Regions from separate parts of the Homo sapiens genome. Here region 2 is linked to region 1. A link is a contact called in ENCODE Hi-C or POLR2A ChIA-PET data. All regions are on one chromosome and are shown on one strand. The core of a region is the stretch at or near the end of the contact, and the rest is flanking DNA. Distances in the headings are between cores, read along the strand shown. Region 1 overlaps LDLRAP1 (low density lipoprotein receptor adaptor protein 1). Region 2 overlaps MAN1C1 (mannosidase alpha class 1C member 1).

Evidence for each region. Hi-C counts contacts between places; a loop is a spot of excess contacts on that map. ChIA-PET counts read pairs that join two places held with the same protein, here RNA polymerase II (POLR2A). Pooled maps may share reads with other maps.
Region 2: a loop to region 1 is called in a pooled map, with 2.1 times the contacts of the local background. The contact joins two enhancer-like sites. A Hi-C loop is called at or near these places in 5 of 50 pooled maps. POLR2A ChIA-PET finds 5 or more read pairs at or near these places in 4 of 52 experiments (PC-9, WTC11, activated B cell and 1 more).

The regions. Positions count from the first base shown.
Region 1 is chr1:25,567,050-25,571,406 of GRCh38, reverse strand. LDLRAP1 (low density lipoprotein receptor adaptor protein 1) reads right to left here. Exons shown (of 9, transcript NM_015627.3): 9 at 2,521-4,357. Among named protein-coding and RNA genes, the nearest start is that of LDLRAP1, 26 kb to the right of the region's middle. RefSeq lists enhancers at 2,444-3,167, 3,168-3,892, 3,893-4,357. Within about 2 kb of position 2,911, at least 22 of the 41 ENCODE cell types and tissues checked have a DNase peak (open chromatin) inside an H3K27ac peak, as active enhancers do.
Region 2 is chr1:25,741,748-25,746,104 of GRCh38, reverse strand. The region is part of intron 2 of MAN1C1 (mannosidase alpha class 1C member 1); the gene reads right to left. Among named protein-coding and RNA genes, the nearest start is that of SELENON, 56 kb to the left of the region's middle. Within about 2 kb of position 2,449, at least 25 of the 41 ENCODE cell types and tissues checked have a DNase peak (open chromatin) inside an H3K27ac peak, as active enhancers do.

The DNA.
Region 1 (4,357 bases), core at 1,662-4,161:
AATGCTCACTGTGGGCCCCACTGGCAGGCTGAGCAGTGCCACTGGGGACAAAGCAGGGTCTCAATGCAATGAGACATACCCCTGTGGAGTTCTAAACTAGGCATGTCCAGAGAAGTGGCCCCAAAGGGCAGCCACTGGGGAAGAGGTGGGATCTGCTCTGGTGTCTAGCTAGGAAGTCAGCCTCTGCCTGTGGAGACACCCACTGGCCAGCAGCTTCCAGTGTCTTCCGTGGTAGCTGGGGCTGCTGGCGAGGCAGAGCAGGGCACACCAGGTCGGTTGGGGTTTGCCTTGATCTGCACGGAGAGGCACTGTGCAGTGGAAATCCGGAGCGCTGGGGTCAGAGAGCAGGGTTCAAATCCCAGATCCCCGAGTGGATGTGAGACTTTGGTCAACTTGTTGATCCTCCTTCACCCTCAGCTGCCTCATCAGGAAAATGGGACTAGGACCACCTACCTGGTAGCATGTGAGGTTGCAAGGACTAGTATCACCAGTGTTAGGTGCAAAAGACCTAACAGGCCCAAGGGTTACTTTATTTTTATTTTTATTTTGAGAAGGAGTCTCATTCTGTCGCCCAGGCTGGAGTGTAGTGGCCCGATCTCGGCTCACTGCAAGCTCCACCTCCTGGGTTCATGCCATTCTCCTGCCTCAGCCTCCCAAGTAGCTGGGACTACAGGCGCCCGCCACCACGCCTGGCTAATTTTTTGTATTTTTAGTAGAGACGGGGTTTCACCGTGTTAGCCAGGATGGTCTCGATCTCCTGACCTCGTGATCCGCCTGCCTCGGCCTCCCAAAGTGCTGGGATTACAGGTGTGAGCCACTGCGCCCGGCCGGGTTACTTCTTAATATACAAACGGGCACCTCCTCTGATGAGCACCTGGGAATGGCCGGAGGAAGACCAGGCCCCAAGCCAGCCCCCCAGATGTGAATCTGCCCCTATTCCCTAGCCAGGCTTGTTGAAAAGTCCCCAGATGTACATGGGATGGGATCTCTTCCTGGGAGAGCAGACCCCAACATCCACCCAGTGAAGCTGAAAGTCACGTCAAATCTGAAAGGCGACTTTGTTCTCCCTGGCTTCATCCCTTATGCATGAAAGAGCAGACGGCTGGCGCTCAGGATTCATAATCCGAGACATCCGGAGACTAAAGACATTGGCCAAATTTAAACCGAAAGATAAACTTGTTGGGTGTCTTTTCAGATTATGAGGGAAAGAAGAAAGGGGAGGATTTCTTAGTCATCCATGAACCACTGAGAATTCACAGGGAGTCAGCCTGATGCTGATATGAGGGCTCTGCCTCTGGGTTCTGGACGCTTAAAATACCAGTTTCAAAGGGATAAAGAGATACATGTCCAAGTGGACCCCCACAAGCCACAGCTGAGGGGCAGAGGCCTGGGGAATCTCCGGAGAGTGGCTGAAAGAACCTGAAGAGAGTGGCCTTTCTGTGAGGGTCACCGCACAGGTCAACAGGTGGTCTCGGGCAGCATATGGCCAGACTGGGCTCCTGGGAAGCCAGGACATGGCGGGGTAAGGGCCACACAGGTTGGCGGCTCAGCTGTGGCCCCGCCCAGCACTTGAAGCACAGCTGCCTTCCTCTCCCAGCCCAGTGTCCTCAGCAGTAACGGGAGCTAATGCCATCTGCCATCTGCGCTCAGCACAACCGTTGCAATATGGTGCAGAGCTCAGCACAACACCCGGCACATAGTAAGAGCTCAGTTAACACTGGTTGCTAACTATTTTACTTTACCATTTTTAGACATATTGAGTTCCAGTTGCCTTTGGTTCTGAGATAACCTGAATGCACAAGTGTTCTACCAACAATGTGATGATGGTCACCACTGAGTCACACAAAACCCAGGGTGGTAAAAAGCGGGGAGGTCATTGCACCATTTTCACAGACGGGAAAATCAAGGCTCAAGAGGTGACTGATCAAGTGTCACAGCCTCCAAGTGGCAGAGCTAGGGCTAGACCCTGAGTCTCTCAAGACACTGAAATACTTCCCACCATCCCCCAACACACCCAAACCACACATCCTGAGTTCATCTGGGCCACGCCTGGACCCCTGTCCCCAGTACTGAGACCCAGGCCCAGTCCACGTTCAGCCCGGAGCAAGTCTGTGGAATGATAAAGTGTTGCGGATCCAAAAAGTGATGGAAATAATGGACATCCTCTCTGTGGAAAACGCCCACGTGGACACGTACACAACCTCATGCACACTGCAGGGGACTCACAGCCTGGCCACAGTCCCCCGCCGGGGCTCTCAGACGCTTCAGCCGATGCACCAGATCCCTGGTGTAGCCTCCATGAGTCATCCAGAGGTGACCTCATCACACACACACCCAGCTGCTGGGTGAAAAGGGGGCCCCACTGGGCCTTCAACCCCAGGAACCTAAGACCATCACCCCCACTCAGTGCTGCCCCTGGGCACGCGGCCCCACCCAGCCTGTGGTCACTGCTGCTGCCATCCCCAAAGGGCAGGAGCCGCCGGACGCTGCCGCCAGTCTACTCCACCTGATGAGCGTTGCTTGAGTTTCAAAACGAGAACATTTATTATTTGTTTTTTCCTCATTAAAGTTTCACAAATAAAGCACAGCAAGACTTGTCTGCAGACACACAGGAGGCACACGGACAGCCCGTCAACCAGAGATGGAGACGAAGGCCAGCGTGGCTCTCACAGGGCAGCGCTTCTCAGAACCCCTGGCCCCCCTCGTGCCAAGGCTGGCCTGTGTCAGGCCTCGCCCACGCCGCCTTATGACAAATAGAGGCCGGTGCCAAGGAGGTGGCTACAGAGCAGGGGCAAGGAAGTTATCCTCATGTTCTGATAATGACCCTGCAAATCCCACCCCACCCTCAGGCACCTCCGTCTAAGGTGTCCGGTTACTCCAGGTAAGGAGGTTCCCAGGAGGGCCGTGTTTTCCCTAGGGCTGATGAAACTTGCTCCGACAAGCCAGGCCACTGGGAGGCACCTCAGGATGGAAAAGATGCTGGAGGCTTTGCTGGCTTTCAGGATGCCGGGAGCCCCACGGGGGCAAAAGGGGAGGAAGGAAAGCGATTCTAAAGACAGATTGCTGCTGGTCTGTCCCGACCCAGGGTCACAGTGTCAGCAAAGAGAACAGCATGATTCTGACAGGGTTGGATTTTGTTTCACCCTCGGAATGAGCAGACTTCAAACACTTGCATTTTCACGGAAATCAACAAGAGAGACAGCTAGCAGGACACGAGGCTCCTGCCAGTTCTGTGTGGAAAGGCACCAGATGGTTTGTTATGAAACACATTTTGGTCAGAAAATAGCTGGGGTTTTTTGGTTCCTGGGAGGACAACAAAGCTAGAAGAAAAGGAGGTGTGAGTTGCGTGAGGAGGAGGCAGAGAAGAAAGCAGCTTTGGCATCAGACCTGGGTTCTACTCTTCACTCTACCCCTCCACGCTTGAGGCCTGTTTCCTCATCTGTAAAGTGGTCATAGAATATTTCCAAATAAATCTAGGTGTCAGGTTTCACACATCATCCCAGGAAGTATGGGGAGGCGGGGCGCAGACACTCAAACGGACACACAGAAACCAGAGGAAGAGCACAGCCTTGCGTGGAGGGGAGAAGGCAGGCAGGGGCCCGACGGAGGGCGGTCACAGAGATGATCCCCGTGTCAGTCCCTGGGAGCAGGGAGCAGCCAGTTACACTGGTTCCAAGCACAGGTGGAGACCATCCACGGGGACCTTGGGCCCCTTCTCCTGGAGGAAGGGCAGAAGGAAAGCTGGACTCAATGCAGCACCATGGAGGAGCCCTCAGGGTCACACCTGCTGTTAATGCTTTAAAGTGCCAAGCTGTATCGTCTTTGGTCAGGAGCTGCCCCTTAGTCTCTAAGAGCCTGGGGTCCAGGGCTCAAACCCCCGCCTGCTGGGCCCTGAGGAAGCAGAGCAGGAGGACACATTCCCCTTCTGCGGCTGTGGGTGCTCTCCTGTGCTGGGGGGTGGGGGGAAAAATCACTGAAATCCAACAGCTTTCAGGAAGCAGGATGCCCCCAGGGAAATTTGGGTCCTTAGAAAGAGAGAAGGGACTAGAAATGCTTTGGTCACAGTCCTGATACCCACAGCCAGGGCAGAGCTTGCTCCAGGAGAGCAAGCGGGAGCCGATTACAGCACTGCACATGTCACGCAGCAGGAGACGTGCCTGACGCAGACTGGCTTCTGAGCATAAGCCAGAAGTCACTGAATAAATATTCAAGGCATCTTTTGGTTCTCAGAGAAAGAGCAGGGCTTAAAAGAAAAATCTCTCCCCTGCCTGACTGGCTGCAGCTCTGATCTTCAGGCTGACAATGCTGAGGGCTGGGAGAGGTGGCAGGCGGGCCCCAGAACTGGCTCCCCCGCAGC
Region 2 (4,357 bases), core at 1,200-3,699, 180 kb before region 1:
TTGAACTCCTGGCCTCAAGTGATCCACCCACTTCGGCCTCCCAAAGTGCTGGATTACAGGCGTGAGCCGTGAGCCACCTCATCCAGCCTGGCATACAAAAATCTTTTTTTTTTGGAGACAGAATCTTGTTCTGTCGCTCAGACTGGAGTATAATGGTGCTATCTCAGCTCACTGAGACCTTCATCTCCTGGGTTCAAGCGATTCTCGTGCCTCAGCCTCCCAAGTAGCTGGGATTACAGATGCATGCTACCACACTCAGCTAATTTTTGTATTTTTAGTAGAGAGTGGGTTTCACCATGTTGGCCAAGGCTGGTCTCGAATGCCTGGCCTCAAGTGATCTGCCTGCTTTGGTCTCCCAAAGTGCTGGAATTACAGGCGTGAGCCACTGCACCTGGCCCAAAAATCAACCGTGCCAATCCTCTGTCTCTTCAAGATTAGTTGTAGCTAATAGAGGGTGAACTATGGCTCAAATATAAAATAGGATACCATGCAGTCATCCACGCAGGTGAGGTCGACCTGTGCCTATTTACCTGGGGAGACATCCACGGGATCTTTTTCTTTCTTTCTTTCTTTCTTTTTAAGTAAATTGCAAATAAGAAAAAAACACAGTATAATTCTTATTGTACATCAAAGTGTAAGTGTACAGAACTAAGTCTGGTATGACCCACTGACTACCTCTGAGTGCCGGGATTACAGGTGCCTTTTGATTTCTTCAGCTCATGGGTTACTTTCTTATAACCAGAAACTTATTTCCATTAAAAAAAAAAAAGGAAAGAAAATTTGGGCAAAGAAACCAAACAAATACACAAAGTAAAAATTTGCGGCCATTCTCATTCTAGTGCACGAACCAGCTACGAGGCCTGGCCCCTACCACTGGGCATCAGGCACCTGTCCTGGGAGTAAAGGCTGAGATAAGTGCAAAATGATAGTTTTCCATCCCATGAACCAGACAGAAGAGTAATGAGGAAGACACCCTCTGGCACAACCAGAGCCTTTTGCACTCAGTGCAGAAAACTGTGAAGGTGGAGGGGAGGGAGAAAGGGACATGCCTGCTACTATCTGAAAGGCTTCCTGAAAGAGGTGGCGCCTCCCATCAACTCCTTACAACTATGGAGTCATTGCAGGCAGCAGTAGTTTCCTTTAGGGACCAGAGTGTAACCCTAAGAGGAGTAATTGTTCCTTCAGTGTCCTCCCTGCAGAGGCTGAAAACATTGAGAGTCACAGGCTCCACCTTCCGCAGTGGAAACTCTGGAGCCTGTTGAGCCCACTTGAGTCTGCAGCGTGGGCTTTGCGGCACCTCCTGAATTCAGAGTTAGCCTCTAATCTCCTTAATGAGTGCTTCCTAACTGCTCACTTGTGTTGACTGAAGGCAGAGAATCCTTCTGAAATTCACACACTTAACCACCTCTCTAGGCTGGGCAAGGTCTGAAAAAGGATACAGCCTGGAAAAAGAATGGAAGTGAGGGTGAGAGGGAGGGAGAAGTTAGGAGGAAGATGAGGCTGGAGGTCAAAGAATCTATTACCAGAAGGGAGGGCCCGCCAAGGAGGGAGCAGAGGGCTGGAGGCACCCAGCCCTGTGTCCTGGGATGGGCTGGAGGTCGGAGAATCTATTACCAGAAGGGAGTTCGCCAAGGAGGGAGGAGAAGGCTGGAAGGACCCAGCACTGCGTCCTGGGATGGCTTCCCTGTTTGGGCTGAAGTGAATTTCCAGAATGTCAGCCCCTCCCATGCTTAAGAAGTGGTAGGAAAACACATCCCAAAGCCAAACAGACTTGATCCTTTGCCGGTTCATCCCAGCTGCTTCCCCTGTAGGTGGCAGGGCTGAACAGAGTTCCTGGCCCGTATTCACCCTCTCGAGGTGCTCAAGCAGGGAGGCACTGAGGAGCCCAGGCAGACTGAGCAAAGCAGATCGTGCCCAGCACACAGGGTACAGGCCTGGTGTCCATGCTCCTGGCTGTAGCTCAGGCCCCTTCCTGTTCTATCACAGGACCTCAAACCAGACGTTTGAAGGGCCTGGAAGAATCTGGGGGATCCTGCTGCCCCTACCCCTTCATTGTCATAGATGAAGACCTCAGAGAGGGGATGGGACACACTCAAGATTAGACCAAGGGGGGACTGGCCCAGCCCCAGGCCAAGTGGAATGTGTTTTCCACGCATCAGGCATTGCAGGGCCGCTCAATTCTCTGTGAAAACAGTTGCAGATCTGATTGCTCACCCCACCCCACCCACTCTGATCAGTTACGGATCAAGAGAGGCCCAGGCCGTATGTCCTTCAAGGCCAGGGGAGAGGCAGCCGCAGTGTCTGATTTCTGAATCCTGCCTTGAGCTCCCTGGTGTTTTCACCCCATGCGCCCTTCTTCCTCTAGATCAGGCTGGGAGGGCAGCCAGGACTCCTCGTGACCAGCTCTGCCCCGTGACGTCCCTGGGGACGCTCTATGAGGCCAGCTGAGAAAGCAGCTTGCTAAGAGATTTGTTGGCAAGTTCCTGCCCCTGCTCTCAGGCTCCTGAATCCTTCTCTTGGTTGGTCTCCCACCCCCATTCCCACCTGGCACATGGCTGAGCTGCAGTCCAGCAAGGCACTTACTGGAAAGCCTTTCATTCCAGTCCAGAGGCTACTCAGCGGTCAGGCTGGGCAGGAGAGAAGGCCCTATCCTGAATTCAACCCTATTTGCACCTGCAGCCACCCTGGGGCAGCTCCCCAGGAGGAAAGACACACTCCCTGTTCAGTAAACAGACCATGATTTATACACAAAGAGCCAGCTTGGACGCTTCCCTAGGGCTGTGGCTGGGGCGGGCTCCATGTTGGTCCACTTTCCTGTTCCAGTTCTGAAGCCATGGGGTTCACCCCTTCCTGCTAGTGCAGAAGGCAGTGAGGTGTCTTAGAAATAATACAGGCCCAGAAATCAGCAGCCCCGCGTTCAAATGCCGCTATGAGCCAGCAACACATCTGCTCTAAGCATCAAAGTTCTCATCTATAAAATGAGGTTAAGACCACTGGACCAGGGCACTGGGGAGCCACTGCAGGTTCCTGAGCCAGGATAAATACATCACATACACACCTGGCCTAGATACATCTGATAAATACAACCTATATGCTTGGCACAGACTAAGTGCTTGATAAATCAGTTCATTGAACCGATTGTTCATCAGTTCTGGGGTCCCTTAGTTCACCTTGAAATAGCAGCCTGGCCAGGGAGTGAGGAAGGGCAACGAGGTCAGGGAGACCCTCTTGATCCTTTCCTTTGGGAGGGTTCGGACCTTTGGCTACTGAATAAAGCCTTTGCAAGGCAACCTCACACATAGCTAAGAGGCTGGCTTTGGTGTCAGGGAGATGTTCAAATCCTGGCCTCTTATACCCTAGCTGTGCAATAGGGCAAGCCATTCTACCTCTTTGTGCCTCGTTTCCCTCATCTGCAAAATGGCGGTGACACTAGGACCTGCCTCATAAGGCTCCTGGGAGGGTTAAATGGGGTAGGTTGATGGACAAGGGCTGGCATGATAGTGAGTACATGTGGCCCTCCTTGCCCCTACTGGCACTGGGCAGCCCCTCCACAAAAATCTTCTTGGGTCAGTGAGGCCTTGGGGTGCAACTACATTCCCGGCCCTCTCTCTCACCCTGCAGGGCAACGTGAGCGTGAGATTGCAGCTTGCAAAAACCCTTGGCCCAACTTAAAGGAAAACCGCCCCACAGGTCCCATCTGTATCTGCTGCCGAGGCCATCACTACCTGATCTGGTTGTGTAGTTGCCTCCAAAAGGGTCCTCCTATCTCCAAGACCCCTTCCCTTTACCTCTTATTCACTCTAAAGCCAGATCCAACTTGGGTCTCTCCCCAAGCTCAGGAACTGCCAATGGTTCCTCAGTACCCATGTAGGAAGGGGTGCAAGCTCCTGCTTCCATACCTTGGCAAGTGTGGTCTTCTCTGCCAAGAAATCTTCTCTGTGCATCTTGGCATGTTCAACACTAACATGTTCTTCAAGGTCTACCTCCCAGGGGCAGCCTGAACTGGTTCCACTAGCTAACCTCTTCTTGCCCTGAGAGTGCCCACAGCACTTTCTTGGGCACCCACCACTACCTCCCTGCACTGTGGGGCTTTGCCTCCCTAACTAGACTGTGAGCCCCTTGAGGTCAAGGGTCCCCACTGCCTCTCTCATACCCCTCCCCACCAACCTTCCAGCCTTGTCTCCAAGCATCCCAAAGGTCAGAACCCCCCAACCCAAATGGGCCACTTGCCATTCCCTCCTTACATACCGATACTTTTATGACTCTTCTACAGACTCTGCCAGAACTGCCTTTTCCCATCCCACCTTCTCCTGTGGAAATCTAGGGCCCACCTCTAATGGCTCATTGCCCACAAAGC